Regions from separate parts of the Homo sapiens genome. Here region 2 is linked to region 1. Evidence: read pairs that join two places in POLR2A ChIA-PET (ENCODE). Cell type or tissue: MCF 10A. All regions are shown on one strand. Links, peaks and the distances in the headings refer to the core of each region. The heading gives the core; the rest is flanking DNA. Region 1 overlaps DDX59-AS1 (DDX59 antisense RNA 1). Region 2 has its middle 13 kb from the start of KIF14.

What was found. ChIA-PET counts read pairs that join two places held together with the same protein. Peaks named below come from ENCODE experiments on the same cell type or tissue, not always from the same donor. Only the 100,000 strongest peaks of a DNase experiment are listed, where the experiment ranks them.
Region 2: POLR2A ChIA-PET joins it to region 1 with 5 read pairs; 28 of 35 experiments call an interaction of 5 or more read pairs at or near these places.

Annotation. Positions count from the first base shown.
Region 1 is chr1:200,682,277-200,686,676 of GRCh38, reverse strand. All of the region lies in intron 1 of DDX59-AS1 (DDX59 antisense RNA 1), which reads right to left. Among named protein-coding and RNA genes, the nearest start is that of DDX59, 15 kb to the right of the region's middle. In MCF 10A, for the core only: no CTCF peak of the experiment used is centred there; a DNase peak (open chromatin) is centred at 2,536.
Region 2 is chr1:200,631,261-200,635,660 of GRCh38, reverse strand. No RefSeq gene overlaps it. Among named protein-coding and RNA genes, the nearest start is that of KIF14, 13 kb to the right of the region's middle. In MCF 10A, for the core only: a CTCF peak has its summit at 1,020 (motif pointing left); no DNase peak of the experiment used is centred there.

The DNA of each region.
Region 1 (4,400 bases), core at 336-4,335:
AATTATTCTCCAAAATGGCTGTACCACTTTACAGTCCCATCATCAATGTATAAAGGTTCCAATTTCTCCACATCCTGACAACCCTTTATATTGTCTGCCAACTATATATATATTGCTATCCTAGTAAGTGTGAAGTGCTATCTCATTGTGGTTTTGATTTGCATTTCTCTAATTACCAATGATGTTAAGCATCTTTTCATGTATTGGTTATCTGCATATTTTCTATGGAAAAGGGTCTATTCAGATCCTCTGTCCTTTTAAAAATTTGTTTTTTTTTTAAAGTATTAAGACTTCATTATAAATTCTGGTTACAAGTCTCTTATCAGATATATATTAATTACAAATCATTTATTCCATTCTATGAATTGTCTTTTATTTTCATGATAGTATCACTTGCAGCACAAAAGTTTTTAACTTGATGAAGTCTACTTTATCTATTTTTTTCTTTTGTCTCTTACGCTTTTGGTGCTGTATCTTAGAAGGTTTTGTCTGACTCAAGGTCATGAAAATTGTGCCTGTATTTTCTTCTACAGATTTTCTAACTTTAGCTCTGACATTAGAGATTAGAGTCTGATCCATTTGATTTAATTTTTGGTAAGTGTGAGGCTGGGGTTAAACTTAATTCTTTTTTTTTTTTTTTGAGACGGAGTTTTGCTCTTGTTGCCCAGGCTGGAGTGCAATGGCGTGATCTGGGCTCACAGCAACCTCCGCCTGCTGGGTTCAAGCGATTCTCCTGCCTCAGCCTCCTGAGTAGCTGGGATTACAGGCATGCGCCCCCACGCCTGGCTAATTTTGTACTTTTAATAGAGATGGGGTTTCTCCATGTTGGTCAGGCTGGTCTCAAACTCCCGACCTCAGGTGATGTGCCCACTTCGGCCTCCTAAAGTGCTGGGATTACAGGCGTGAGCCACCATGCCCAGCAAACTTAATTCTTTTATACATGGATATCCAGTCATCCCAGCAACATTTATTGAAAAGATTATTCTTTACCCTCATTGAATTGGCTAGACGCCCTTGTTAAAAATCAATTGACCATAAGTGAAAGGGTTTACTTCTGGACTTTCAATTCTATTTTTCTGACCTATATGTCTATGCTTGTGCAACTATTAATATTTGCTATGAATTCATCTTTTTTCATATAAATTTTTTCACATTTATTTTTTCAAAACCATTGAGTCATACCAAGCATGCAGTTTTTAACTTTTTTTCTCTTAATAGGCCATTAATATCCTCTGTCATTAAATATTCAACCTAATTTTTTTTTTGTTGAGACAGAGTCTTGCTCTATTGCCCAGGCTGGAGTGCAGTGGCACGATCTCAGCTCACTGCAAGCTCTGCCTCCCGGGTTCACACCATTCTCCTGCCTTAGCCTCCTGAGTAGCTGGGATTACAGACACCAGCCACCACGCCCGGCTAACTTCTTGTAGTTTTAGTAGAGACGGGGTTTCACCATGTTAGCCAGGATGGTCTCAATCTCCTGACCTCATGATCCGCCTGCTTTGGCCTCCCAAAGTGCTGGGATTACAGGCGTGAGCCACCGTGCCCGGCCTATTCAACCTAATTTTTAACGGTTGCATTATATTCCATTGTACAGATGCATAAAAATTAGTTAAACTAATCTCTTACTCAATACTTAAGAGATTGTTTTCAGAATAACATTATCTTTAACATAATAAACATCCCCAAAATATAGCTCTATTTGTATCAGTAATTACACCATAAGAAAAAAAACCTAGAAAGAAAAATTGCTAAGTACAAATATTTTTAAGCACTTGATTAAAAAATACTGCTATTGTATTAATTGACTAGCAATGTACAGGAGCGTGAGTTTCTTTATATGCTTACTAAAGCTGGATATTATCATTTAAAAATCTTGACAAATTTTGAATTCACATTTTATCAATGATTTGTAAGAAGGATATCTCAAACTTAGAAGTTTTTGATAGATTAAGTCAAATACCCAACTTTCCCCATATTTTAAAGATCTCAAATTATGTATATACATGTATACATACGTGTGTGTGTACACACACACACACACACACACACATTTTAGTTTCTTGTAGAGATGAGGTTTCACTATGTTGCCCAGGCTGATCTTGAACTCCTAGGCTCAAGGGATCCTCCTGCATCAGCCTCCCAAAATGCTGGGATTATAGGCATGAGCCACGACACTCAAACAAAAATCTCAAATTTTAATGTTATTTTTATTTTCTATATGTAGTACTGCCTTATTTTGCCTCACAGAGTAAATTGCCATTGAAAGAAAACACTTTGAAGAAAGTGACCTAATGAAGCAATCAATAAGATATAGATTTACAGAGACAGGGTGACTACTCCAGCAAGGCCTCACACGGTTACTTTACATCGATGTGGTCACCAAAGTGAAGTTAGCTATGTAAGTTCTGAAAGTAAATTTGATCAGTGATTCAGAGAGTTGATTGGTCTCTGATGAAAGGACTCACGGTAACCAACTCACCGAAGACTGATATTTAAAGTGGAATGCCTTCTTACTCATTTCTTGTGAGGCACCTCACTGACACAGACCAGATTGCTCAAAATGTTTGCTCAGGGCATGTTTTCTCTTGCATGAGACCTGGCACATAGAAAATACTCAATAAAAGCCAGGCACAGTGGCTCAGGCTTATAATGCCAACACTTTGGGAGGCTAAGGCAGGAGGACTGCTTGAAGCCAGAAGTTCGAGACCAGCCTGGGCAGCAAAGTGAGACCTCTGTCTCTACAAAATTAAAAATTAAAAAAAAAATTAGCCAGCCATGATGGCTTGTGCCTGTAGTCCCTGTAGTCTCAGGTACCTAGGAGGCTGAGGCAAGAGGACTGCTGGAGCCCAGGAGTTCAAGGCTACAGTGAGCTATGATTGTGCCACTGCACTACAGACTAGGCAACAGAGTGAGACCTCGTCTCATAAAAAAAAAAAAAAAAGAAAGAAAGTACTCAATAAATATCAGCCATTATCATTATCGTTATTATCATTAATATTATAGTGCAATTGACTGAGATTTTGCTCATCTCCCCTTTATAGGGAACCCACTCTGATCTTTGAGGTGGCTCTGGACCTTTTGGAGTCATGCTCACTTTGAGAGTCTAATGAATTCTGTGGATACTTCCAGCAGATAAAAAAGCCCATATGTACATATGGAGAATGGGCTAAGAACTGTGCTCTTATGTCCACTATGGCCCTACTCAAATGCTCAGACTTGAGCAGTCCTGAGTTAAGAGTAAAATGCATGTGCAGTTCACAATCAGGCAACCACACTAGAACACTGGGCTGGGACAAACTCTCTTGGCTTTTTTCTTTCATTTTGCTTTGTGCCTTTCTTCTTTTTTTTCTTGGAAATATCCTCCCCTCAGAAAGCCAAAAAATGTGAAGCCCAGGCCTGCCTTGATTGAAGACATAAATAGTCCTCACCCCACCTGACTCATTGCTCTCCTTTTCATTTCTCCCTCTCTCTCTTTTTAAATTTTAAAGTGATTTTTTAAATTTTAAAGTGATTTCACTATTCATGTGGATATTCCATCTGACATCTTGGCCTCTCAGTTCCTCAGCCTTTTTGGCATCTGATAATCTAATCCTCCATGCCCCCTCAGATGACCATGGCATTCTTTTTCTCATGACAATCACTGCACACTTCTGACACTGTAACTTCCAGAGTCCCATTCTCTGACCAGCATCCCCCATCCTTCTGGATTCTCAAGAACTCCTGCTTCAGCAATTCTTCAACTTCATGAAGAACTCTCATTCTTAGACTCTATCATTTTCTCAACTATAATCAGCTATCCATGTCCTCACGTCTTTTTCTTTAGCTAGCCTAAAAGCCACAGCTCATGTTTATAATGACTCCCTTGCAAACACCCTTAAAACCTTTGCCCTTCTCTCCCTGAGCTTACCCTGTTGTATTCAATTAGGAAAGCCTGAAACTCTGCTTATACCCAACAATCTGCTCACTCTGGGCCTGCATGAGAGCAGCCAAATAGTGCTCAGCTGATCTTATTCACCATATCCATTAGTTTTCTTTAAATTCATGGCCCAAAATCTCAGTTGGGTGCTTAGCATACTTGACAATCCTACTATATTTCTTGAAATGTTCTCTTTCCCACTCTTCAAAAAGACTAGTTCACATCTTCCGTCTTTTCAAAGCTTCTAAATGATACCACCTCCCCACAACCCCAGCTGTAGCCCCACTCTTACCCACAGCTTTAACAAAAAATGAATAAATCAAAGCAGACAGCCAGGAGCGGTGGCTCACACCAATAATCCCAACACTTTGGGAGGCTGAGGTGGTTGAATCACTTGAGGTCAGGAGTTTGAGTCCAGCCTGGCCAACATGGTGAAACCCCATCTTTACAAAAATATAAAAAATTAGCCAGATGTGGTGGCACG
Region 2 (4,400 bases), core at 279-4,278, 51 kb after region 1:
GGGAGGCTGAGGCAGGAGAATCATTTGAACCTGGGAGGTGGAGGTTGCAGTGAGCTGAGATCGAGCCACTGCACTCCAGCCTGGGTGACAGGGCGAGACTCCGCCTCAAAAAAAAAACCAAAAAAAAATACAGACATCAGCCGGGCATGGTGGCTCACACCTGTAATCCCAGCATTTTGGAAGGCCAAAGCAGTGGGCAGATTGCTTGAGCTCAGGAGTTCAAGACCAGCCTGAGCAACATGGTGAAACCCCATCTCTACAAAAAATACAAAAATTAGCCAGGCATGGTGGCACACACCTGTAGTCCCAGCTACTCAGGAAGCTGAGGTGAGAGGATCACCTGAGCCTGGGAAGTTGAGGCTGCAGTGAGCTGAGATCATGCCACTGCACTCCAGCCTGGGTGACAGAGTGAGACTTGGTCTTAAATAAATAAATAAATAAAGGAGATACCTGCATCAGTTAGATGTATACCTATAATGACCACTTATTCCAATACCAAAATATGGACATAATCTTACAGAAGATTTGTTTTTCCTGATAGATAAGTGCATTTATATGATTAGTCTTTCACAGGTTTAAAATCAATCATATCAGTTATATATGTAGTAGATTGCCAAAAATCCAGGCCATATTATTGCTGCATAGGACTTGTGTAGATAGGCTATGATGGTGACATCTTCTGATATTCAGACCTTATGATCCTTAGTGACCATGATTAACATATGCAAAGGTCTTTTACAAAAAGTCAAATTTCTTTATAGATCTGAAAGTTTCAGACAGCTTTTGAAAGCAGAGTCCATGTCTCTGCAGCTTGCTTGAGCTTTCATTCTCATCTTTTCTAATCTCAAGAAAATGCTAGTCACCAGAGTATTCTGATTAACTGCATTTAATTTTTTAGTCTCTACAAAAGCTAACCAGGAGAAGGTAGAAGAGGTAGGGCTAGAGTTAGAGATAAAGGTTGGACACATGAGAGCAAGTTCACAGAGCTGCTGGGCAGTATGTGAACAGTGCCCCCTGGAGTTGTGCAATGAGGTGTCTGCAAGTTTTGGGGTGTTTGTGAGAATGCAAAGAGGTGAATGTTGTGATCGTAGTTAACCCCCCACAGCATTTGGCATCTTTGGCAGCAATGCAATGACTAGAAGCTAGGACAGCTAGGATTTGGTGCTTGGCTTCCTCCTGGCCTCTCTGAGCTCCTTGGTTACAGCCCTGTATCCCCTCACCATTTATATTCATAGTGCATCCTGGCCTGCTGAACATAGCACAGAACACTGGTGAGTCCCTGTAGTTGGTGGTGAGTGTGGGTGTGCATGGAAGGGCAGACATTTGGCAATAAGTAAGGGAAAAAGTGATGATATTTATCACGATTTCATGAGCATCAAGACTTCATTTTTGTGCTCATTAGGTCTTTATTTCACAAAAGGAAGCAAAATCTCATAAATAAATATAAAAATTTTTATTTGGTTGAAAGAGCAACAAAGTAGCCAGTTACCATAAAGTTTTATGCTTTGTTGGAGGAGCACTATTTTATTATTTCATTTAAAATAAGTATGCTAAATAGTAAAATGGTAATTATGAAAATGAAACTGTGAATTTCATAAAACTGTTAATAATAGCAAATAATCATCAGTTAAGTATTTAGGGGACCAGTTCCTATGCTTTTAACAATATGAAATGAAAATAACAATATAATTATTTTTAAAATAATGTAGTCAATGAAAGTAGAAGGTGAGTAAAGAAACAATCAAAGATCAAAGAAGGTAAGACCATAAAGCAATGAACCAAACTAAATGAGGATGACTGATACTCTTTTTGATTAGTTTTTTTACTAACACTAATAGTTAGGGAAAAACAAAAATATATGGTTAGATGGAGCTGCAATGGACTGATGAAGGTTGAAGTAATTGCACTCTCTTAAATAGTCTCTGGTTATTATCCACAATTTAAAGCTACTGGAGAAGCTAATGATTAAATTACTTCTAAGACAATAGACTTAGAATTCCTTTCTTACTAGTTAATAGACACAGTTTCTCTGACAAATGAAAAGGAGCTATTGTAGATCAGAAATCATTTAGTGATTCTTTAAGGAGCAAGATAATAGCTCAAACTTTTAAACTGTTTAACAAAGGTAATGAATAACACTGCTGTAACATTTCCTGGGTATCAGACAGTGTTCTAACTCCTTTTTTTTAAATTTTTTAATTTTTGAGATGGAGGCTTTCTCTGTCACCCAGGCTGGAGTGCAGTGGCACAATCTCCATTCACTGCAACCTCTGCCTCCCAGATTCAGGCGATTCTCCTGCCTCAGCCTCCCAAGTAGCTGGGACTACAGGCGCATGCCACCATGCCCAGCTATCTTTTGTATTTTCAGTAGAGACGGGGTTTTGCCATGTTGGCCAGGCTGGTCTCAAACTCCTGACCTCATGTGATCCACCTGCCTCAGCCTCCCAAATTGCTGGGATTACAGGTGTGAGCCACTGCGCCTGGCCTGTTCTGACTACTATTGATGAGTAATTTGTTTAATTCTGACAAAAGCTCTATGAAGTAGGTACAATTTTAAATCATCATTTTACAGATTTCAGAGGGGTTACCTAAGGTGCCCAAGGTAAGTGGCAGAGCCAGGATTCAGACTTAGGCAGTCTGGCCTTTGCACCTGTATACAGAACCACTTCCCTGTGCTGAGTTTTGGTAGAGATAGGACAACATATACATTCCTTCCTCTGTATTTTGGGTATTCCCATTTCTTCTGAAAGCAGGCACTGTATCCTCTGTCCAAAAACAAAACATCTGGGGCCAGACAGATCACCTGGCCACTTTTCCCTAGAGAGGGAAAGTATGAATGTGCATGAGCCATTGGCAGCCCACAGACCCATTGGCGGGCTAGGACCAGAGCCCAAGCCTTTGGACATCTTCCATGACATTATTCTGCCTACTTTGTTAGTCCTCAGAATCCCTAGAACATATCTGTGCTAGGCTCTCAGTAACTGCTTAGAGAACTATTTATATAGTATATAACACAATAAAAATAAAACCTATTTAGAACATTTATATATTATTAAAATTTATATAAAGTAACATAATAAAACACTATAAATAACATAGTGTTTCATTTTTAAATTTTTAGATTTATAGTCATTAAAAAGAAAGCGAAATTCTGTAATACTTGGCAATATATAAAAAGCATCCTTAAAACTGAATTCAAAATTTTTTTTTTTTTTTAGATGGAGTTTTCACTCTTATTCCCCAGGCTGGAGTGCAGTGGCATGATCTCAGCTCACTGCAACCTCTGCCTGCCAGGTTCAAGCGATTCTCCTGCCTCAGCCTCCCGAGTAGCTGGGATTACAGGCACACGCCACACCACCACACCTGGCTAATTTTTTGTTTTTAGTAGAGACAGAGTTTTGCCATGTTGGCCAGTCTGGTCTCGAACTCCTCACCTCAAGTGATCCACCTGCCTAGGCCTCCTAAAGTCCTGGGATTACAGGCGTGAGCCACCGCGCCTGGCCAAAAATTGAATACTGGATTGATTGATTTTTTTCCCCTAAAATATTAGGAAGATAATAGTTATGGACACTTGATCTAGGTTTTCTCATTCTCTTTGTTGATATATAATTCAGAAATTTATAAATATTAAACTCTCGGTTGTGACAAATTAGATTACTACTCAGCAAATAGCCATTTCCTTTTTCCTGCACCTTCTTGCTCCACTGACTTTGGGCTTGGCCAATGGAATGAAAGCAAATGTGTTAAGAGCAGAGGTTTTAAATGATCTTGCTCCATGTAGCCACTGCCCCTTCAATCTGATCCCAGAAAGACACATGAAGTCGACCTGAACCTCACAAGCAGCCTGAAATAGAGCCACCCCAGCCAACTATCGGACCTATGACCAAGGAAGTGAATGCTTATTGGAAGCCATTGAAATTTTGGAGGTGTTTGTTATGCAGCATTATTGCAGCAGAAACTGGACTACCATGGAAATCTTTATAGTGGTAGAAAAAGGAAGTCACGTTTACTAACAACTTACATGTGCCAACTGGTTTATATTCATTAACCCACATAATCCTTACAACAACATCATGTAGTAGGAACTATTACTATCCCATTTTACAGATGAGAAGACTGAGGCACAGAGGGGTTAAGTAACTTGCCCAAGATTGCATTCCAGGCATAGTAAAACATGGATTTAAGTCCAAGTCTATATAATTATAAAACTTGTGCCTTTTTCCCACTACTACCTCATATAAGTTTGCATGATTCTTTGTTTTATTATATTATTATTATTTTTTGAGACAGAGTTTCACTCTGTTGCCCAGGCTGGAGTGCAGTAGTCTGATTATGGCTCACTGCAGCCTCCACCTCCCAGGCTCAAGCGATCCTCCCACCTCAGCCACCTGAGTAGCTTG